5 separate regions of the Homo sapiens genome follow, and regions 1, 3, 4 and 5 are each linked to region 2. Evidence: chromatin contacts called from ENCODE Hi-C or POLR2A ChIA-PET data. All regions are on one chromosome and are shown on one strand. The core of a region is the stretch at or near the end of the contact, and the rest is flanking DNA. Distances in the headings are between cores, read along the strand shown. Region 1 has its middle 20 kb from the start of ARAF. Region 2 holds the start of RBM3 (RNA binding motif protein 3). Region 3 holds the start of ARAF (A-Raf proto-oncogene, serine/threonine kinase). Region 4 holds the start of USP11 (ubiquitin specific peptidase 11). Region 5 overlaps ZNF157 (zinc finger protein 157).

Region 1 (4,519 bases), core at 1,388-3,887, 1.0 Mb before region 2:
CTTGCCAAAGCTCATGTTGAATTGTAATCCTCAATGTTTGAGGTAGGGCCTGGTGGGAGGTGATTGGGTCATGGGGGCAGATCCTTCATGGCTTGGTGCTGTCCTCGCTATAGTGAGTGGGTTCACTTCACGAGATATTTGGTTGTTTAAAGTGTGTGGCACCTCCCCACCCTTTGCTCTCGCTCTGCCATGTGAGATACCTGTTCCCACTTTGGCTTCCGTCATGAGTAAAAGCTCCTTGAGGCCTCCCCAGGCTCCTTCCTGTACAGTCCTGTATAAAACTGTGAGCCAATTAAGCCTCTTTTCTTTATAAATTACCCGGTCTCAGGTATTTCTTTATAGCAATGCAAGACTGACCTAATTCACGGACAGGGTCTCCCTCTGTTGCCCAGGCTGGCGTAGTGGCTTGATCTCGGCTCATTGCAACCTCTGCCTCCCAGGTTCAAGCAGTCCTCCTACCTCAGCCTCTGGAGTAGCTGAGATTACAGGTGCTAGCCATCATGCCCAGTTAAGTGCAATATTTAAAGGGTTCTGAAAATTTTCTTCCTTTGAAAGCTTTCACTAACTGAGAACTTCAAAGTGCTATTTTCCTGAGAAATTCAAATAACTTTCAATTATTTCTAGGGTCCCCTAGCAGTTACTTGGGGAAATAAAAAAGAAAATTCAATGTCTATCTTACTCCTCATGCCAAAATAAATTTCATCTGGATAGAAGCTTTGAATGTAAAACAAAAAAAATAAATAAATAAAAAATAAAACCAATCAACAAACTTGGGAGTATTACGTTAAAACTAGGGGAAAAAAAATATATATATATATATTTGGAAACGGAGTCTCGCTCTGTCGCCCAGGCTGGAGTGCAGTGGCTCAAGCTCGGCTCACTGCAACTTTGGCCTCTTGAGTTCAAGCAATTCTCCTGCCTAAGCCTCCCAAGTAGCTGGGACTACAGGTGCCCACCACCACGCCTGACTAATTTTTTTTTTTTGTATTTTTAGTAGAGATGTGGTTTCACCATGTCGCCCAGGATGGTCTCATACTCCTGAGCTCAGGCAATCCACCTGCCTTGGCCTCCCAAAGTGCCAGGATTACAGGCATGAGCCACCACGCCCAGCCAGGGAAAATATTTTTATAATTGACAAATTAGAAGTCACGAAAAAAAAGCAATGAATTAGGCCCCCCAAAATTTTAATTCTTTGCATGTGCTTTGGAACATTTTGCTGATCTTATACCAAGATAATTTTTTTAAGGAAAATGAGATCAGTGAGTACTTACTGCTCTGCAAGCTATTTTTATTCACTTGGCAGTAAAATAATGGCATCTTTCCAAGTGAGTGCATTTGTTTTAATGGATGTATTAGTATCTCATTATATAAAAGTCTATATTTAGATATTACCCTCTTCTCTTTTGTTAATATCTTAACTAACTAGGTTATATGAGGAGCAAAGAATGAGCCTACACCCAGCACCTAAACCAATGGTTTCATGACATTCTCTGCTCCAACATGTGGCTAGAGACAAGTGATTCTGAGAAGAAAACTGCCAAATCACAGAACAAGTTTACACTACTCCAGGTGGATAGGAAGTTTAATATTTAAAAAAAAAAACAGGCTGGGTGCGGTGGCTCATGGGTGTATCCCAGCACTTTGGGAGACCAAGGACAGAAGATGACTTGAGCCCAGGAGTCTGGGACCAGCCTGGGCAACATAGGGAGATCCTCGTCTTTACAAAGATAATAAAAAATATTAGCCAGGCATGGTGGTGCACGCCTGTAGTCCCAGCTACTGGTGGGGGAGCTGAGGTGGTGGTGGGGCTGCAGTTGGTGGGGGGGATGATGAGGTGAGAGGATGGCTTGAGCCTGTGAGTTCAAGCCTGCAGTGAGCTATGATAGCGCCACTGCACTCCAGTCTAGGTGACAGAGCGAGATCTTGTCCCAAAATAATAATAATAATAATAATAAAAACAAATAAAAAACAAAAGTTCATTTAGATTTTGAAGATAATAAACGTATGAATATTTAAAATTACACAGTTTTGCTTTCCAGAGTGATGATAAAAGTGTACCATTTGAGTCACTAACTCTTTTTTTTCTTTTTAAGAGAGTCTCGCTCTGTCTAGCAGGATGCAGTGCAGTGGCACGATCTCAGCTCACTAAAACCTCCGCCTCCAGGGTTCAAGCAATTCTCTTACCTCTCAACCTCTCGAGTAGCTGGTATGACTGGTGTGCACCACCACCCACCTCAGCCTCACACAGTGCTGGGATTACAGGCGTGAGCCACTGTGCCCGGCCCATTTTAGTCATTAACTTTTAAAAATAAACTTCACACAGCAGTACATCTCAGATGTTTATAACAAAAAGGAGGGTGGATGTGTGTGTGGGGGGTGAGCTTTCTAATTTGACCACGTCAATATTGTATCTGCCAAGCAGTTTCCAACTTGTATCAAGTCAAATGAGTACTTAGTTGTTTTCTTTAGTTCTTAGAATATTTCCCCTACATTCTCCATGGCTCGGTTCTTTCCAGAAAATTCCCTGGATGGAATTTTCCACATAGCCCAGCAGAGGGCCCTGTATTCTGAGCCACAGTCAGGCATACACAGAAGACACTGCAGACACCAATCAGCAAATCAGGAACGAGAATTCCTCTCCTCCCACACTCCAGCCAAAGGGCTCTCAGGTTCCAGTTGCAGCCGGTCAGCTAACAACTGACGGTGTCTGCACTTCCTTTTAGTCTAGGCGGCGGTAGAAATGGTTTCTAAGAATACCCAGTGGCTCTGGAAAACATTTCCATCATGTGAATGAGCCTGCGCGTATTTTATATTACAGCTTTTATTCCCCTCAGATTCCTATTCTCATTTTAAAATGTATTTAAAAGATATAGAGACATATAAAGCCTTCAGAGGAAAATGCATTAAAAAGGAATATATCACAATGGTAAACCATGATTACTACTAAAGAGATTATGGCTTATTTCACTCCATTCTTTAATTTCCCAGATTTTACACCATTATCGTGTTTCTTTTATTTTGAATATTCTCTTTTCAGAAAGAGAAAATATAGTTTGAAAAAGCGGCTGGGTGTGGTGGCTCATGCCTTTAATCCCAGCACTTTGGGAGGCCAAGGTGGGTGGATTATTTGAGGTCAGGAGTTCGGGACCAGCCTGGCCAACATGGTGAAACCCTCTCTCTACAAAAATACGAAACTTAGCTGGGTGTGGTGTCGGGCGCCTGTAATCCCAGCTACTCGGGAGGCTGAGGAACGAAAATTGCTTGAACCCGGGAGGCGGTGGTTGCAGTGAGCCGAGATCGCGCCACTGCACTCCAGTCTGTCTCAAAACAAACAAACAAACAACAACAAAAAGGCAAGAGACAGGAAGTAAATATATGCCCATCAAAAAGATTAAAAACACTTGGAGCAATTTTTAAAAATCTGTATTAAAAGAATTTTTAGAACATAAGTGGGTGCTTATGTGTAAAATAATATACAAGAAAGTAATTTATTTAGCCTATATATATATAACTGATCATTTTAACCCTTGTAGCCAAAAAGTAGAAGCACCCACTTATGTGCAGAGGGTACAGATATCTTTTCCAGAAAGAAATGAAAAACACTGCACCATGAAGTGCCGTTATTTTTATCTTGATTTCAAGGAAGAGAAGACCCTGTCTGATGACTTTCTGTCATTAAAGTATATTTTGAATGAAAGGATCATTTACCCATTTATTCCACAAATATTTAGAGATTCAGATACTTTTCATACCATGAACTCCCCAACCCTCCGAAGAAAAAGGGACCTCATCTAGATCACAAGCCCCTCTTCTTAGGAAACTGGAACTGTTACTATCACTCCAACCCCAGCTGTCACTTGGCTAAGCCCCACTCATTCTTTAGTCCTCCAACTATTCTTCAGGGAGACCTCATCTCCTTGGACCTTAACTGGCCTCTGCCCTCTGGGCATTGCCTTCCTCAGTACCCGTGGATGGGCCCAGTCATCAAACCCATTGCAGACACGGAGGGCTTCTCTAAACTGTGAGTACAAGGAAGGGCCAGGAAACCCTTGAGCCAAACCTGCTGACATGGAAGTCCTATGTACATATATGTAGACATACAGAATAAGTATGTTTGTAGGCATTCTTTAGTTCCAAGATAGGGGATTTCTTCTCTTTTCCACCATATTTTGTTTTGCATTTTAAAATGCTTATTTTGTGCTGAGCGCGGTGGCTCACGCCTGTAATCCCAGCACTTTGGGAGGCTGAGGCGGGTGGATCACTTGAGGTCAGGAGTTTGAGACCAGCCTGGCCAACATGGTGAAACCCCGTCTCTACTAAAAATACAAAAATTAGCCAGGCATGGTGGCAGGTGCCTGTAGTCCCAGCTACTTGGGAGGCTGAGGCACAAGGATCTCTTAAACCCAGATGGTGGAGGTTGCAGTAAGCCAAGATCGCACCACTGCACTCCAGCCTGAGCGACAGAGCGAGACTTTGTCTCAAAAAAATAAAAATAAAATAAAATAAAATAAGGCTGGGC
Region 2 (4,467 bases), core at 557-3,056:
TTACAAAGTTAATAACACAAATGCCAGAGCTGGAGAGGCTATTTCCAACACCTAAGGGATTAATAATTAGACTATGTGAGGAATCCCTGACAATAACAGGAAGATAAATATGGGAATTACCCCAACAGGAATATGGATGTACTGTATTCTGTATGTTAGCAAATTTGGTCTGTGTTGGGCAAATTCATTCTATGGATAAGAAATTTAGCCTCTGAGGGCAAACTAACTTATTCTTCGTTGATGTGGCGCTCAGAAGTGAAAAATCTGTCAAATCCATTTATTGTAAAGGTGGCCAAGACACTGAAGACTAAATTGTGAACAGTGGGCTCAGACACTACTTGATTGGGATAAGTCTATTGTGTATTGCGAAAGTCCCTTCTGTGAATCAAGGGCTCAGTTACTTTTTTTTTTTTTTTGAGACTGAGTCTTGCTCTGTCGCCCAAGCTGGAGTGCAGTGGCATGATCTCAGCTCACTGCAACCTCCACCTCCCGGGTTCAAGCGATTATCCCGCCTCAGCCTCCTGAGTAGCTGGGACTACAGGTGCCTACCACCACGCCCGGCTAATTTTTTTTTTTTTTTGTATTGTTAGTAGAGACAGGGTTTCACCATATTGGCCAGGGTAGTCTTGAACTCCTGACCTTGTGATCTGCCCACTTCGGCCTCCCAAAGTGCTGGGATTACAGGCATGAGCCACTGCGCCCGGCAAGGGCTCAGTTACTTTCGAAGAGAGCAAAAATTGCTCTATGGATTGGGATTTACAACCTCTGAAGATCGTAGCATCCTCTTTTGTTTTGTTTTGTTTTCACCCAGGCTGGAGTGCAATGGCGTGGTCTCGGCTCACTGCAACCTCCGCCTCCCGGGTTCAAGCGATTTTCCAGCCTCAGCCTCCCGAGTAGGTGGGACTACAGGCACGTGCCACCACACCCAGCTAATTTTTTTTTTCTTTTTTTTTTTTTTTTTTTTTTTTTGTATTTTTAGTAGAGATGGGGTTTCACCATGTTGGCCATGCAGGTCTCGAACTCCTGAACTCGTGAACCGCCCGCTTTGGCCTCCCAAAGTGCTGGGAATACAGGCGTGAGCCACCGCGCCCGGCCAGCATCCTGTTTTGTAAAAGCCATCTCAGGCAGTCTATTGGTGAGAAAATTAAGGGGCTGGCTTCACGCCAGCAGTCAGACAAGGGTGAGGGCTGAAGTCAGAGATGAGATGGAATGACGCCAGGGAAAAGGGTCCCATGACAGGCGGCTAGATGTTGAGCACAGAGGAGAAAGAGTAGGAGTCAGGGTCAAACCTTAAAACGTTGGGTCTGACATCATGGACTGTGAAGGGTGATGACATCAGTGACGGTGGGGGATAAAATGTCAGGCCTTTAAAGGGTATGAGGTTAAAGAACTAGAAGGTGAAGGAGGTTAACATCAGAGAATGGCAGGGACCTAGAGGAAGACGACTACGATGGTGAGGAAGACATCCGATCCAGCGGGGGAAATGATGGCAAGGACGGGAGGATGATGTCAGGGACAGCAAGTAGTATGAGATTGAGAAGGTTCCTTTGTGGAAGGGATAAAGGCAGCTCAGCCGGTTGTGGGGGGGATGCTGACGTTTAGGGTGCACCAGCTGTTCAAAAGTCGACCCCATTTCCGGAAACACCCCATTTCCGGAAACACCCCATTTCGCGGAGAACACTGCTCCCTTCGCTTTGCTGTCCCTTCCTCTCCCCACCACTCCGCTCCTGCTGGCCTCAGCCAATCAGCACGCACGCCGGGACGCGCAAGGGGAACGTTCCGGGACGTTCTCGCTACGTACTCTTTATCAATCGTCTTCCGGCGCAGCCCCGTCCCTGTTTTTTGTGCTCCTCCGAGCTCGCTGTTCGTCCGGGTTTTTTACGTTTTAATTTCCAGGTAAGTTGCATATGTCCTGCGAAACGGCGGCTCCTCGCCACACACGCGCCGCGCCGGCCGTGACCGGGGAATAGCGAGTGGGGAGAGTAATGGCCACTGACACGTAGGCTTGGCTTTCTCTGGGACGGGCGGGTCCCGTGCTTGGAGGTGAAACATTTCGGTTGGTGGGAGGCCGGCGCGCTGTATCTGAGTGTGAGGCCTACCGGGAGGGACTGGTGGCGTCGGTGGTGGCAGTGACCACGCGACAGCCGACACTTACTTTCCTTATCCCACGTGGCCGCCGCCATCTTGTTCTGCCGGCGTTAAGGGAACGCAGGGATGTTCTGGGCTTGCGCAGTGGCACAAAATGACGGGCGTGGCGGCTATGAATGTGAGAGCATGCGCAATGTGGCCCCCTAATGGTGGCTGCGCTGAGCCAGCTCCTCAGATTACCACCTTATTGGCCGCCTTTCTCAGCTTTTCTGTAGTTACCCATATTTTGTTCCTCTTTCTTGTCTATTTTCTGTGCTTTTTCTCTGCTTTCCGTCTCGCTATTTTCTCACATCTCCATTTTCTTTCTCCTTCCTGCCACCATTCTTCATGTTCTTCCCACAGGACTTGAACTGCCATGTCCTCTGAAGAAGGAAAGCTCTTCGTGGGAGGGCTCAACTTTAACACCGACGAGCAGGCACTGGAAGACCACTTCAGCAGTTTCGGACCTATCTCTGAGGGTGAGACGGGCCATACTCACAATGGGGGTTGGTGAGAGAAAGTCTGGGATCCTTGCATTTCAAGGAGTATTAACTGAAAAGTTAGGACCCACGCCTCCAAATTCTTTTTCTTCCTAAGCCTATGGTGTAGACTAAGGATGAGGGGAAGCGTCTTTGGGATTAGTGGGAGCGCTCCGTTTTCCCTACCTATGCCATCTCCTTTTCCGGCCACCCTTTGCTACTTAACCTTTGGGGTACTGACTGGTCCACATTGCTCCATCTTCTCTCCCTCTCACAGTGGTCGTTGTCAAGGACCGGGAGACTCAGCGGTCCAGGGGTTTTGGTTTCATCACCTTCACCAACCCAGAGCATGCTTCAGTTGCCATGAGAGCCATGAACGGAGAGGTGGGGCCTCCTATCTGCAGAGGGACCTTGTCCCCATCTGCGGCTTCCTTCATTCTTTTTGTTTTTCCCTCTGTGTCTGCTCGGGGCAGCGTGGCCACCAAGCCCCGCAGTGCCCACTCACAGGAGCATGACTGCCTTTTGTTCTAGGGGGTGGAGGGCAGCGGCAGACAGAGCCTGGCCGCCTGGGAGGCGACGACTGGTCCTGCATGAGGCCGAGAAGCCACCTGTGGATGGTTGACCTGCCTTGGGCTTAGGTAGTAGAGTCTGCAGACCTGTGGGCCTGGCCCGGAGAGGACCTCGTGAGTCTTCTGACATGGACTCTGAAGCCTCAAACCAAGAGAGGTGTCTGTCTAGCCCTGATAGTCGGGCAGCTTAGAGGAGTGGGGAGGAGAACTCAGCCTGAGTTCAGTCAAGATGTAAGTAGTAGCAAGGGGAACATGGTGCATTCAGGTCATTTTGTGTGGGATTCTATAGCTCCTGATGAAGCCATTCTGGGGTAAAGGAGCTTATTCTGGAACATGGCACCCAGAACCTGGTGCCCAGCAGGAATTTTTGGCCTCTTTTGCCCACTTACCCTTGCCTGCTCTTCCCTCACCATTGCCCTGACTGACTGCCAACCCATCATCCTTGTGTCTCCCACACTTAGTCTCTGGATGGTCGTCAGATCCGTGTGGATCATGCAGGCAAGTCTGCTCGGGGAACCAGAGGAGGTGGCTTTGGGGCCCATGGGCGTGGTCGCAGCTACTCTAGAGGTGAGTGCAGTGATCGTTTTGATCATGGGGTGAGAGGGAGAGTTGCCTATGTGTGGACAACTGCCATTTAAATATTTTTCTGCTCTAGGTGGTGGGGACCAGGGCTATGGGAGTGGCAGGTATTATGACAGTCGACCTGGAGGGTATGGATATGGATATGGACGTTCCAGAGACTATAATGGCAGGTGGGTAGCCAAAGGGCTGGGATGTTCTCCTATTGCTTCCCTCTCCTTAAGAACTCAGCGCCTGGGTGTTCATGCATACCACACCTTGCTGTTACTAATGTGTACCTAAAATGAGTATGAAATTTAGCATTTTAAGTTAATTGTGTAGTCATATAGTTGCGACATGGTAAAGTATACTATATATGTTGTGCTGTGTGGGTTATATAACTATATTGCTTTAACATGTAATATGATTTAATATACTGCGTATAAATCGTATGCCATAAAACTGTTTACTGTGATACTCATATGCTTAACATATCCTGTTTTTGATACGTAAGGTTTATGTTATGACCCATACTGTAAAATGTGACGCATATAATTACAGTGGTATATATAATGCAGTACCAGAAAACTTTTGTGTGTTTTTTTTCCCCCCCAGAAACCAGGGTGGTTATGACCGCTACTCAGGAGGAAATTACAGAGACAATTATGACAACTGAAATGAGACATGCACATAATATAGGTGAGACTTGGATATCGGCATTGAGTGAACCTGTT
Region 3 (4,481 bases), core at 199-2,698, 1.0 Mb before region 2:
TTCTCCTGCCTCAGCATTCTAGGTAGCTGGGATTACAGGCGCGCGCCACCGCGCCCAGCTGACTTTTTTTTTTTGCATTTTTAGTAAAGACGGGGTTTTGCCATGTTGGCCAGGCTGGTCTCGAACTCCTGGCCTCAAGTGATCCGCCCGCCTTGGCCTCCCAAAGTGCTGGGATTACAGGCATCAGTCACCGCACCCGGCAGGAATGGAAAGTTTTATAACTGAATAAGCATTACACCAGACTGTGATGCACATCACAAACAATCTGCTAAAGAGGTTTCAAAGACAGAAAGAAATCTCATCCGTTTATGTAGCAGGCAGATACAGCCCATTACAAACATATTCTCAAACAATAACTTGTGCTCAAGAAACTTGACGGCACCATTTGGTACACATACTTCATCCCAAATTCACCTGGTAATTAGGGTGGCTATCTGTGTTAGTTAATTGCCTTTATCCAAAGGAAAACGAAAACTCATATCTCTATGACAAGCAGGTAATAACTTGAAGCCAGGCACGCAGATCAAATTCCCACGAAGACAGGGAAAGACAGGGGTGCTATTTTCATTGATGTTTACATTTCAAAGAGATGGCTACAAGGCTCTTAAGAAAAACATTCCGGGGATGTAAAACTGGCAAGAGATTTAGCTTTTAAAAGGACTTACATACATCTCAAAGGGACAGAGAAAATTTTACAGTTACAAGTTTTCTAAAGGAAATGCTCTAAGAGAGACGTCTTTCTCTTTTGACACCAGGGAAAATTCGATCTTTAAAAATTTGTGTTTACCCCACAATACCTCCACACATTGACTGGCATCGTGCTCCCTTCCAGGTCCGCACTTCCCTCTTCACCTGGCCACCTGTGACTAGTTTTTCATAGTCCTAATCAACCCCATTCCTAAAGGAAGCCTCCCAGACAGCAGGCCGCCCCTCCTAGGCCCAGTCCCCCAGCCCCCGCCACACCAGAGACCCGCTGTCCTCAAAGGCTATGAACTACAGTCTCCTAGAGCTGGTGAACATCGCCGATCATTGGTTCTGATTCCAACCCATTTCAAAGATGGTAAAAACTGAGACACGGGAAAATCATAAAAGGGTGCTTAGGGCACTGGCCCAAAAAGGGTACTTAAGGATTTCTCCGCCCAGATGCCAAAGCCCTAAGGTCAGCCCCAAATGACCTGTGTTCTGCTTTATACGTCTATGCCACTGTTGGGGTTAAAGCCCTAGGCACGCAGGTCTTGCCTCAACTGCGCCTGCGCGAGTCAGGACGAGCGCTTGCCCCAGATCTTGACGTTTCAGGCGGCCCCTCCTAATCCGGAACACGACTCACATTCCGTTGGTCTTGCCTTGACAGACGTGACCCTGACCCAATAAGGGTGGAAGGCTGAGTCCCGCAGAGCCAATAACGAGAGTCCGAGAGGCGACGGAGGCGGACTCTGTGAGGAAACAAGAAGAGAGGCCCAAGATGGAGACGGCGGCGGCTGTAGCGGCGTGACAGGTGAGGGCGGGCCCGGGAGGGCTCGGTTTCTGGAGCGGCTGCCGGGCACGGGCAGGGAGCCCGGACCGAAAGCTCAGCTCCAGGATGGCTGCGCCTGGGCCCCGGCGTTCCCTGCCCGGAACCGGAGGAGTGGTTTGACCCGGGGCGAGACCATCGTCGACAGCGGGGGTGGGGTGGGTAACAGGAATAGGCGGGCAAGGCTGCGGGTGATGGTTTCGCCCGCTGCTAGTGGTGGTGCGCCTGCGCAGAGCCGGAAGCCCTTTGGTAGGCGGGACCCGACCGAGTGGTGCCGGGATTCCGTCTTAACCCCCGCTAAGGTGTCCAATGACCTTTCCTTACCAACTGCGGGGAGTGTGTGGAAACGCGGTTCACTCCCCGGTTTCCTTATTCTGGATCAGTGTCTGACCGCCCCCGCCGGGAGAATGTCAGGATTCTCGCCTCTGTAACCGCCTTCCATGATCCCTCATTCAGTTTAGACCAGTAATATGCCTGTGACCCCTCACAGGTTGTCAAGGAGAATTTTGGAGCTCCCTCTTTACCTCCATTTTTCTCCCCGCAACACCATACCTTCCTTCTCCTTTTGCTATGACAATGTCTGGTGGTCCACCATTACCTCCCCAGTTCGGCTCAATGTCTGGTCATTTCCATTTCCACCCTTCTCCCCATTACAGTCCCTAGTGACGCCTGTTACATCTCCCTTCCGCATAGTATGTAGTGACCCCCCCCCCCCATGAATTCCTCATCATAGAGGCTTGGGACTTCCATTAGCCACCTAACAACGGTGTCTGTGGTCCTAACATCAACATTACACCCCAGGGCTTAGGGATGTCCACAGTGCCCTTTAAGGACATGTTTGGTGCAACCTCCATCTTCCCCAAACTAAGGGCAGTATCTGATAATCCTCTCTTTCCCATCACCGTGCCTGCGACTCCTCCCTCACCACAGTAACTGGCATTTCCCCCGTTCTCTGTTAAAAAACCAGGACACTTTGGGAGGCTGAGGCGGGTGGATCATCTGAGGTCAGGAGTTCGAGACCAGCCTGGCCAACATGGTGAAACCCCGTCTCTACTAAAAATACAAAAAATTAGCCGGGCGTGGTGGCACACGCCTGTAGTTCCAGCTACTCAGGAGGCTGAGGCGGGAGAATGGCTTCAACTTGGGAGGTGGAGGTTGCAGTGAGCTGAGACCATGCCATTGCACTCCAGCCTGGGCAACAAGAGCGAAACTCTGTCAGAAAAAAAAAAAAACAGAAAAAAAAAAAAAAAAAACCCAGGACATTCTGTTCGTGCTTCTTATGTACCTGACGGCTCAGTGCAGTGTGTACTGACTTCCCCATTGGTCCCCAGCACAGAGTCTTGTGTGCTCCTCTACCCTCCAAGACAGTATGCTCTGTCCCCCTTCCCTGTTCTCTCCCCCGCAACCCTGTGCAGTGAAGCTGAGACCTTGGCACTCAAGAGTGAGACAAGCAACAGGAGGGCCTGAGCAGAGAAGGAACTGGAAGGACTTCAGATGTGAGCAGGATCTCTTGGACTGTCGTGTGAAAATTAGGCTGCAGGGGGCGACAGGAGCCTGGACTTTGAATTTTATTTTGTCCCCTGCCACTTTGCTTCTAGACTATCATTATTGGACCTCTGAATTCTTGTCTGCCTTCTTGTAGGAGCCCCATGGCACCTGCCCAGCCCCACCTCAGCCCATCTTGACAAAATCTAAGGCTCCATGGAGCCACCACGGGGCCCCCCTGCCAATGGGGCCGAGCCATCCCGGGCAGTGGGCACCGTCAAAGTATACCTGCCCAACAAGCAACGCACGGTGGTGAGTCATGGAAGCGAAATGGCAGGGGCTGTGGATGGACCCAGTTGTAACTCTGGGATCAAAAGGGTGACAACGGTTGGGGGAGGCCTTTGCAGAAGGATGGGAACATCAGCTGCGCTTCTGTTGGGCATTGAGGACCCCTACATCTGCACATACACACAGGTGACTGTCCGGGATGGCATGAGTGTCTACGACTCTCTAGACAAGGCCCTGAAGGTGCGGGGTCTAAATCAGGACTGCTGTGTGGTCTACCGACTCATCAAGGGGTGAGTGTGGCAGCCCCACGCCCACCCACTGGGTGTCCCACCTCCCATCCCCTCCTCAGTCATTTGATTCCTTCTGTACTTTATCACAGAGTCTTCCATTAGTCTTCCCTTAGTCTTTAGTCCCCCCTTATCTGCAGGGTACATGTTCCAAGACCCCCAGTGGATGCTTGAAACCATAGATAGTACCGAACCCAATTGCTATCAGTCGGAACATGTTTCTATTCTTGTCTTCTACCCATAAATGTAATGCCTTTTCCGTCTTAACTAAGCACGTATCATGCACTCCGGCCATCACTTTTGCAGTTTGAGGTATGACATCAAAACTAGCATGAATTTATTTTTCCTTCTTCACAATTCCAAAGATGGAAGATTCTTTCTTACAGTAGATCTCAGCAACCTCAGCATATGATTTTCTTTTAAGTCAAGAACTTTTACCTTTTTGCTTAAAGGAAGCACATTACAGCTTCTCTTTGGCATGTCCGAATTGCCACCAACACTACTCTTGTGCTTTTGGGCCATTATTAAGTAAAATGGCGGTCACTTGAAGACAGCCACTATGATATTGAGTCAGTTGTTTGATAACTGAGCAGGCTACTAAGTGATGGGCGGTAGCGTAGACAGTGTGGATCTGCTAGATAAAGAGGTGATTCACATCCTGGGTGGGATGGTGCAGGATTTCATCACGCTACTCAGAATGCACGTAATTTAAAACTTATGAATTGTTTATTTCTGCAATTTTCAATTTAATACTTTCCCACCCGGTTGACCACAGGTAACTGAAACCATGGAGAGTGAAACCACAGATAAGGGAGGACTACTGTAGTTCAAGTAATCTATGAGTTCATCCATCTTTTGTTTTGTTACTTCATTGGTTTATTGGCCTGTAAGGTCAGCAACTCATTCTCCCC
Region 4 (4,554 bases), core at 287-2,786, 1.3 Mb before region 2:
ACGGTCTAGGGCTGGGAAAGGAGGTCTCTTGGATTTACCTGGCTGCCCAGATAAATGGGGAGGGGGAGTCTGCAGAGGGGCAATGGGGAGAATCAATTCAGAGAATCTGACAAGATTCAACTGGGCTTGAAGAGCAGCTATCTGCCATGTGTCTGACTCAACTCAAATGCCACTTTCTTTGGGGACCCTTAAGTGAAAGGCCTGCTCCCTTTCCTCACCCAGAGCTTACACAACTGAGTTTGTGACCCCTCATCTATGCCAGGTCTGGGCTGGGGGCTGGAATCACAGTAATAAAGACACAATCCCTGCCCCGCAGAGATTAACTGAAAATAGGTAAATTATGAAATTGTGAGGGGGAAGGGAGGTTCGAAATTAAAGTCATCATCAACGGGGCTGGCAGCCCCAGCAGAGGAAAGAATAGCATAGCCTAGAGCAGTGGTTCTCAACCAGAGACATTTTTCCCCCAAAGGACATTTGGTAATGTCTGGAGATACTTGGTTGTCCTGAGGGGTACTACTTGGTATCTAGTAGGTAGAGGCCAGGGATGCTGCTACATATCCTGCAATGCCCACAACAAAGAAATGACAGTGCTGAGGTTGAGAGACCCTGGCCTAGTCCAAGGGTTCTCAAACTTTGGGTCTCGGGATTCCTTTATGTTCTTAAAAGTTTAAGATATTCAAAAGAGTTTTTGCTTATGTCATATAGCCTCTGGATTCAGAAGCCTCTGGATAATCACACTGTACACCCCTGAGAGAATGAGAGTGAAAAAGTATTGTGAAAATAGTTTTCATTTTGTGAAACCCCAAGAGGATTTTTGGACCGGTAGACAGGCTGGGACCACTGGGACCACACGGTTGGAGAATGTTTGGCCTGGTGTTTAAGGTCACAGCTCTGAAACCAGATTTCTCAAGTCTAAACTGCAGCTCCACCACTAATTAGCTGAGGGACGTTTCTGGTACTCAGCGTCCCCATTGTTACCCATGGGTGACAAGGACAGTACCTGCTGCCTGAGGCTACTATTTTAGTCCAATAAAGCACTTAAACTGGGCGGACAGCTAGTTTAGTTATGATTGCTATGACTCCAACAAACATAGGGCCTGGGGCTAACTTGTCTTCAACACCTTGTCTAGTGAATAAATCTAGTTCAGGAAGAGAAACAACAGCCCGCAGGCCTCGGTGGGTCTCTGGAGGTGGAAACCTCTTTTGCATTGGGTTTTGATGGTACAATGAAGGGCATTCTGATCAGGCTAACAAAAACACTGCTCCCAGGGTAGGAGTCCTAGCCCACCTCGGGAACCTCAGCCTCCACTTTCCATGCCACCTGTGCCCTAAGTCTACAGGGCGTTAGGACCCCACAAGGCACTTTTGTCTTTCTTGGTTCCCACTGAAGATTTTACCCCACCTAGCCCTTCGACGCGTCTGTGCACGGGGCCATTTCCAATATGGCAGTAGCCCCGCGACTGTTTGGGGGGCTCTGCTTCCGTTTCCGGGACCAGAATCCGGAAGTGGCTGTTGAGGGGCGTCTTCCAATCTCGCACAGCTGCGTTGGCTGTAGAAGAGAACGGACGGCGATGGCGACGGTCGCAGCAAATCCAGCTGCTGCTGCGGCGGCTGTGGCGGCGGCAGCGGCGGTGACTGAGGATAGAGAGCCACAGCACGAGGAGCTGCCAGGCCTGGACAGCCAGTGGCGCCAGATAGAAAACGGCGAGAGTGGGCGAGAACGTCCACTGCGGGCCGGCGAAAGCTGGTGAGGCTGGGCTGCGGTGGAGCCTCGGCAGAGGGAACGGTGGGGGCATTGACAACCGCTGGGGATTCGGCGGCCGAGGGCCGCGGGAAAGCTGCTGCGGGGTGCGGGGGCGGGGGAGTGGCCGGCGGGACAGCGGGCTAAAGGGGCGGGGAAGTGCCTTTGAATGAATCGCAACGTCTGGAAAAGGGGCGGGGCCTGTGTGGTGCAGTCTGACGCCTGAGAACAAAATGGGGTTTGTTGTGATGAGACCAGTTTCGGTCCTGGAGGTGGGGCCGGGCCTGCGTAGTGAAACTGCGTAGGAACCTGGGAAGAAGGTGGGTTCTGCTACATAAGGCGGGGGCGCGGCCTGCGCTGCGTAATGCAACTTTTGGGGGCGAGGAGCGGTTTCCGATTGCTCCGGGGCGGCTGGGAACGAGGCGAGCTTTGTGACGTCAGCAGAAGAGCGGGATGGAGCCGAACGGTCCGAGGGAGGGAGCGGGGACCTCCGTGGGGGAGGGGGGAGGAGCCTGGAGCCTGGGAACGAGGTTAGGTTGGTGACGTGAGCTGAGGGGCGTGCTCTGAGGCCGAGGGACGACAGTGGAGGGGAGGTGGTGCCTATGAGGCAGAAAATGGCGCCTGCGAATAAGCAAAGTTTATGACGCGCCGTGGTTTTTGATTCTGGCGGAAGCCTTCCCGAGTCGAGAGAACGTGCAGGTGATTAGCACCGGAGGGGCCTTCCATGTTTAATTGGTTTTCTGTGTTGGTACTGTTTTGTTTTTAGAATCAAGAAAAAGTCGTTTTTTTAAAAAATAGAATTTTGATAAATCGGCTTGTTTTACTGATTTCTTGCTAAACAGTCCTTCTTGAAATTTACTGCTTCTGAGTTCATTTTATTTCTCGCCGAGTTGCATCTCGTTTTTTAATTGTGAAATACGTAAGACTTAAAAAGATTATATAAAACATTTACGCAGCCCAGATTGACGGACATCCTGTTAAAATAAACGGCCTACACTCTTCAAAAATGTCAGGATCATGAAAGACAAAGGCTGAAGAACTGTTCCAAATTGAAGGAATTAATGCAATTTAACGAGTCATGATAACTAAATGCAACATGTGATCCTCGATTGGATCCTGGAACAGAAAAAAAAATTATTTTAAAAATCAATTTTTTATCATAAGATTATTTTTGTCTCTTTTACTGTAAAAGGCAATGGAAACGTCGGTGAAATTTTATTAAAGTGGGTAGATACTAGTACTACTAATAATTGTGATCATTGTGGCTGTGAAAAATAATATCCTTGTTTATAGGAAATACTGAAAAATTTAGGGATAAGAACGCATCGTGTAAGCAGTTTATTCTCAAATGCCTGAAAAATTAGCATATATAAATTTATATATGGCGAGGGGAAATAAAATTGGGGAGATGTTGGTCAAAGGATACAACATTTCAGTTAGACAAGAAAAATAAGTTCAGATCTATTGTACAACTATAGTTAATAAATTCATTGTATACTTGAAAATTACTGAGAGAAGATTTTACATGTTCTACCACCCCCCAAAAAATAAGTATGTGACGTAATGGATGTGTTAATTGCCTTGACTTAGTCATTCCACAATGTATACATAAGTCAAAACTTCATGCTGTACACTCTAAATATATGCAATTTTTGTCCATTTTAAAATAAATAAAAATACCAAAAAATGCATGTAAAGAAACAACGATTGAGCAAATGAGTAAAATATTAGATTTGGAGAATCTGGATGAAGGACATATGGGGATTCTCTGTATTATTTTTGCCATTTTTCTCAATCTATTTCAAAGTTTAAAAATTAAATAATAAATAAAAACGTGTGAATTCACCATCCATGTTAAGATTCAGAACACTGTCTTAAGAAATCCTTCTGTGCCCCTCCCAGATGGAAATTCCCCTCCTTGCTCCATGGGAAACTGTTATCCTGAATTTTGAGTTAACAGTCTCTTCCTTTTCTTTAATGTTTTACCACAGCTGTATGCATCCCTAAGCGGTATGTATTGTCTAAGCTTTCACTTTATACATATATGGAATACATATATATAAAATTCTACTGGATGCATACTGTGAGCCCTTATCTTCGCATCGGGTAATACATGGTATCCACATGGCATCATTGGTGATGTTAACCTTGATCACTTGGTTATGGTAGTGTTGGCCAGCTTTCTCAACTGTAAAGGTACCATTTTCCTCTTTACATATGCAGTAATTATTTTTAAAACATGTATCATGTCCAGCCATTCCTCAAAATACTCTTAACAGCTTCCCATCTCTTGCAGCGTAGATGCTAAAATCCTTACAATGAATTGCAAGCCTTTATGAAGCTGGTCTCCTGCTTGCATTCTGATGTCTTCCCATATCTCTCCTCTGATTACGCACTCCCTCCCTGTCTCCATCCAGGCCGGCCATATTGGACTCTTGCTGTTCCTCAAACACATCTAACCTTAGGGCTTTTTCGAGTGAGGTTTACTCACTACAGAGTTCTTTAATAACCACACCAGTGAAATGTGTATCTCTGTTACTGGGGAGATGAGTTGAGATTTTCCAAATCGGGAATACAAACCCAAGCCGTGTTTTTCTGCCATTACGTCACACTTTTCCAGCAAGAAAAAGCCTCATTTCATCCTGAGAATAAACAAAATAACCACAGTGTTTTGTAACTCATTTGAAGATGTTCAAAAGGGCCTTGAGGCTTTGATCCTTGCCTCTTCCTACCTTTGTAGCCTTGTGATTGTGTCACTGGTAGGACATGACATCCTGTCATCCTTGATAATACGCTTTAAAATTACCCCACCA
Region 5 (4,426 bases), core at 278-2,777, 1.2 Mb before region 2:
AGAAGCAAGACGGAGTTGGTTTAGGTTGGATCTCTTTCACTGTAATAATTTTCTCATTATAATTTTACAACGGTAGTTTCAATACAAGTCCTTTATGAGATAAGTGTTTTGCAAATATTTTCTCCCAGTCTGTGGCTTGTCTATTCTGTCATCAGCGTCTTTCACAGAAGAGAAGTTTCTAATTTTAATAATGCACAACGTACTGTTTTTTTTTTCTTTCACAGGTCATACTTTTGGTGTTGTATTCATATACATATATATTTTTATAGAGATGGGGTCTCACTAGGTTGCCCAGGCTGGTCTTGAACGCCTGGGCTCAAGCGATCCACCCACCTCAGCCTCCTAAAGTGCTGTGATTACAGGCATGAGCCACTGCACTTGGCTGGTGTTGTATTTAAAAACTCATCACCAAACCCAAGGTTACTTGGATTTTCTTCTTTGTTATCTTATAGAAATTTTATAGTTTTTCATTTTACATAGAGATCTATAATCCATTTTGAGTTAATTTTTTTTTTTTTTTTTGAGACAGGGTCTGCACTCCAGCCTTTGTCACCCAGGCTGGAGTGCGGTGGTGCGATCTCGGCTCACTGCAACCTCTGCCTCCTGGGTTCAAGCAATTCTGCCTCAGCCCCTGGAGCAGATGGGACTACAGGTGCACACCACCACAACCGACTAATTTTTGTATTTTTAGTAGAGATGGGGTTTCACCATGTTGGCCAGGCTGGTATCGAACTCTTGACCTCAAGTGATGCACTGCCTTGGCCTCCCAGTTTTGAGTTAATTTTTGTGAAACATATAAGGACTGTGTCTAGATGCTTTTTTTTTTTTTTTTTTTGCATATGGATGTCCAGTTGTTCCAGCACCATTTGTTGAAAAGACTTATTTCTTCACCGAATTTCTTTTGCTCCTTTGTCAATGATCAGTTGGCTGTTTTTGTGTGTATATATATTTCTAGGTTCTCTATTCTATTCCATTGATCTATTTGCCTATTCTTTCACCAATACCTCTGTCTTGATTAGTCTAGTTTTATAGTAAGTCATGAAGTTGGGTGGTCTCAGTCCTCTGACTTTGTTCTTGTTTAGTACTATGTTGACTACTTTGGATTTTTGCCTTTCCATATAAACTTTAGAATCAGTTTGTTGATAGCCACAAAATAATTTGGTGGGAATTTGATTGGGATTATGTTGAATCTCCTGATCAAGGTGGGGACAATTGACATGTTAACAGTATTGAGTCTTCCCTTTAGCAGCAGAGAATCCATACGGGTCTGCAGCAACCTCAATTCTTGCCTCCTCAGAAAAAAGAATTTGAGGGGCATAAGACAGAGTGAGAGACCAGGGCAAGTTTTAGAGCAGTAGTGAAAGTTTATTAAAAAGCTTTAGAGCAAGGATGAAAGGAAGCAAACTACACTTGGAAGAGGGCCAAGCAGGCGACTTCAGAGATCAAATGTGCGGTTTGACTTTGACTTGGGGTTTTATGCTTCCTGGGTCTATATTACCCCTCCTTTGATTCTTACCTTGGGGTGGGCTGTCCGCATGTGCTGTGGCTTGTCAGCGCTTGAGAAGGGGCCGCATGCGCATTGTGGTTACTGAAGTTCTACGCATGCTCACTTGAGGAGTTTTTCCCTTACCAGCGGAGTGTTCCTAAAGGAAGGTTATATACCAGTTAAACTCGGCCATTTTGCATCGTAGTGCACATGTCTTGAGCCCACTGGCCCAACTCCTGAGATCTTATTGGGAAGCTGCTGATCACCAGTTTCAGGTTTTTTGGTATCTGTTGAGAGACTGCCTTTCCCTGGCGCCAGCTGCAACCAATTATTATTTTTATTTATTATTATTATTTTTCTTTTTTATTATTATTTTTCTTTTTTTTTTAGGAGGAACAGGAGAAGCAGGAGGAGGAGGATGAGCAGGAGAGAAAGGAGGAGGAGAAAGAGGAGGAAGAGGAGCAGGAGGAGGAGAAAGAGAAGGAGGAGCAGGAGGAGGAGAAAGAGAAGGAGGAGCAGGAGGAGGAGAAAGAGAAGGAGGAGGAACAGGAGGAGCAGGAGAAAGAAAAGGAGGAGCAGGAGGAGGAGGAGAAAGAGAAGGAGGAGGAGGAGGAAGAGGAGCAGGAGGAGGAGGAGCAGGAGGAGGAGAAAGAGAAGGAGGAAGAGCAGGAGGAGGAGGAGCAGGAGGAGGAGGAGAAAGAGAAGGAGGAAGAGCAGAAGGAGAAAGAGCAGGAGGAGGAGGAGCAGGAGGAGGAGGAGAAAGAGAAGGAGGAAGAGCAGAAGGAGAAAGAGCAGGAGGAGGAGAAGCAGCAGGAGGAGGAGCAGCAGGAGGAAGAGGAGCAGGAGGAGGAGCAGGGAGCAATTATTATTTTAGAGAGACAGTTTTAACAACTGCCTGACCATCACCTCCTGGTGGGGTTTGAGGGGGGGTGCTCTCCTGCTCTGCTCATGTCTAACTACCTAACTACCTAATTACTCTAACATTTCTGTCAATAAACATGCAATATCTCTCTGTTTACTTATATATTCTGATATATTTCATGTCAAATTTTGTTTGATTTTCCTCATGTATGTCTTCTACATATTTTGTTAGGTTTATGTATATTTTATCTTTTTGGTGCTAACGTAAATGGTATTATGTTTTTAATTTTAAATATCAATTGTTCATTTCGGGTATATAGGAAAACAATTGACTTTTATTAAGCCTGTATCCTGTGACTTTACTATAATCACTTAATAGTGCCAGAAAATCCTTTACTGAAATGGATTGTGAGAGTAGCTAAATGATAGGGGTAGTATGTTTGATTTTGAATGCTGTAGAGTGGAAGAGCATGTCTGGGTTGATGCAGGACCCACAGCTCATAGTGACCAATCACAGATGGCTGTACTTGAGCCAGACACACAAAAACACAAGAAGTTATTCATGAGGGAAGACCTAGCATGCCAGACTTGCTCAAAGCCACTGTAAAGTGTGTTTACCCTGTCAGCGGAAAGAGTCAAATTCTGTAAAATATTTGAAGAGACTTATTCCAAACCAGCACTCAGGAGATACTGAGAACAGGTGCCCAAGGTATGTGTTAGATGTCCACTGATTCGGTTCGGAAAGGCGGGACAACTTGAAGTGGGGGCTTCCAGGTAACAGGTAGATAAGAGACAAAAGGTTGCATTCTCTTGGGTCTTTGATCAGCTTTTCACTGAATACATAATTTACATGTGAGAGGGGATAGAATAGTCTGCCTAATGAAACAACAGGGCAGAGGAAGCAATCAGATACCCATTTGTCTCAGGTGAGCAGAGGGAGGACATTGAGTTCTGTCTGTCCTTTGTCATCCTGCACCTGTGAAGATAAGCTATCAATTTACGTTGCCAGGGTGAAATTCAACAGAACTTTTTTTTTTTTTTTTTTTTTTTTTGAGACGCAGTCTCGCTCTGTTGCCCAGGCTGGAGTGCAGTGGCGTGATCTCAGCTCACTGCAACCTCTGCCTCCCGGGTTCAAGCGATTCTCCTGCCTCAGCCTGCGAGTAGCTGGGATTACAGGCTTGTCTCGGACTCCTGACCTCGTGATCCGCCCACCTCGGCCTCCCAAAGTGCTGGGATTACAGGCATGAGCCACCGCACCCAGCCCAGAACATCTTAAGGTAAAGGTCTTGAGGCCCACAAGGTCTTTTCTTGTGGGCAAATTGCGAGGGAGGCATGTAGCCTTTTTTTTTTTTTTAATCTTTGTAGCTATCTTATTTGGGAATAAAATGTGAAGCAGGTTTGCCTAACACCCTTTGGCTTAATGATTTTGGAGTCCTGAGATTTATTTTCCTTCACAACCCTAAGTATAGGACTGTGTAACATATGCCAAGAGGAGCACCCCTGATGAAGCAGCTGATAGGCTTCATATGCAGGCCATGTGGGACTGGCTTTATGGTGCCTATGATATTCACCCACTGAATATGCCCATTACCCAGGCCATATTCAGCTATGGTTAAGGGGTCTTTTTGCATAGGCACCCCATGTAAACTTACAGCTGCAAAATACAGCAATAGACCCAAAAGCCTCATTGAATTTGCTGCCTCAGCTTCCCTTCAGGGATCCCACAGCTGCTAATGAAAACATTAAGTTAACGTGAAAATGGGGAGAAGCCTAGGGAAGGGTCAAGTCTACCAGCAAAGTGGAAATCTCTCAGTGGCTATTAAGAAATGGGATGGCCGGGCGCAGTGGCTTATGCCTGTAATCCCAGCACTTTGGGAGGCCGAGGTGGGCGGATCACAAGGTCAGGAGTTTGAGACCAGCCTGGCCAATATGGTGAAACCCCATCTCTACTAAAAAATACAAAAAAATTAGCCAGGCGTGGTGGCGGGCACCTGTAGTCCCAGCTGCTTGGGAGGCTGAGGCAGGAGAATTGCTTGAACCCGGGAGTCACAGGTTGCAGTGAGCTGAGATCGCACCACT

The links. Hi-C counts contacts between places; a loop is a spot of excess contacts on that map. ChIA-PET counts read pairs that join two places held with the same protein, here RNA polymerase II (POLR2A). Pooled maps may share reads with other maps.
Region 1: a loop to region 2 is called in a pooled map, with 4 times the contacts of the local background. The contact joins the enhancer-like site here to the promoter of RBM3 in region 2. A Hi-C loop is called at or near these places in 2 of 50 pooled maps. POLR2A ChIA-PET finds 5 or more read pairs at or near these places in 3 of 52 experiments (A549, Panc1 and activated B cell).
Region 3: a loop to region 2 is called in a map with no recorded cell type, with 10 times the contacts of the local background. The contact joins the promoter of ARAF here to the promoter of RBM3 in region 2. A Hi-C loop is called at or near these places in 1 of 37 single-sample maps with no recorded cell type and 6 of 50 pooled maps. POLR2A ChIA-PET finds 5 or more read pairs at or near these places in 3 of 52 experiments (A549, Panc1 and activated B cell).
Region 4: a map of heart right ventricle shows a loop between it and region 2 (6-fold over the local background). The contact joins the promoter of USP11 here to the promoter of RBM3 in region 2. A Hi-C loop is called at or near these places in 1 of 168 maps with a recorded cell type or tissue (heart right ventricle), 2 of 37 single-sample maps with no recorded cell type and 8 of 50 pooled maps. POLR2A ChIA-PET finds 5 or more read pairs at or near these places in 1 of 52 experiments (CD4-positive, alpha-beta T cell).
Region 5: a pooled map shows a loop between it and region 2 (1.9-fold over the local background). The contact joins the enhancer-like site here to the promoter of RBM3 in region 2. A Hi-C loop is called at or near these places in 1 of 50 pooled maps. POLR2A ChIA-PET finds 5 or more read pairs at or near these places in 2 of 52 experiments (B cell and WTC11).

Annotation. Positions count from the first base shown.
Region 1 is chrX:47,538,699-47,543,217 of GRCh38, forward strand. No RefSeq gene overlaps it. Among named protein-coding and RNA genes, the nearest start is that of ARAF, 20 kb to the right of the region's middle. RefSeq lists an enhancer at 2,492-2,786. Within about 2 kb of position 2,638, at least 18 of the 41 ENCODE cell types and tissues checked have a DNase peak (open chromatin) inside an H3K27ac peak, as active enhancers do.
Region 2 is chrX:48,572,678-48,577,144 of GRCh38, forward strand. It overlaps RBM3 (RNA binding motif protein 3), which reads left to right and starts at 1,807. Exons shown (of 7, transcript NM_006743.5): 1 at 1,807-1,896; 2 at 2,491-2,606; 3 at 2,884-2,990; 4 at 3,637-3,742; 5 at 3,831-3,927; 6 at 4,349-4,432. The coding sequence starts at 2,504. The coding sequence ends at 4,409. RefSeq lists a cis regulatory region at 940-1,925 and enhancers at 1,682-2,881, 1,865-2,134.
Region 3 is chrX:47,559,757-47,564,237 of GRCh38, forward strand. It overlaps ARAF (A-Raf proto-oncogene, serine/threonine kinase), which reads left to right and starts at 1,449. Exons shown (of 16, transcript NM_001654.5): 1 at 1,449-1,495; 2 at 3,153-3,307; 3 at 3,470-3,573. The coding sequence starts at 3,212. LOC124905184 (a long non-coding RNA gene) reads right to left here and starts at 1,683. Exons shown (of 2, transcript XR_007068225.1): 1 at 1,328-1,683. RefSeq lists a silencer at 1,516-1,815 and an enhancer at 4,074-4,368.
Region 4 is chrX:47,231,473-47,236,026 of GRCh38, forward strand. USP11 (ubiquitin specific peptidase 11) reads left to right here and starts at 1,537. Exons shown (of 21, transcript NM_001371072.1): 1 at 1,537-1,747. The coding sequence starts at 1,572. RefSeq lists a cis regulatory region at 1,192-2,414 and enhancers at 1,417-1,466, 1,892-2,475.
Region 5 is chrX:47,378,909-47,383,334 of GRCh38, forward strand. The region is part of intron 1 of ZNF157 (zinc finger protein 157); the gene reads left to right. Among named protein-coding and RNA genes, the nearest start is that of SNORA11C, 7.5 kb to the right of the region's middle. RefSeq lists an enhancer at 2,228-2,727. Within about 2 kb of position 1,528, at least 5 of the 41 ENCODE cell types and tissues checked have a DNase peak (open chromatin) inside an H3K27ac peak, as active enhancers do; they include B cell, where a contact is called at or near this core.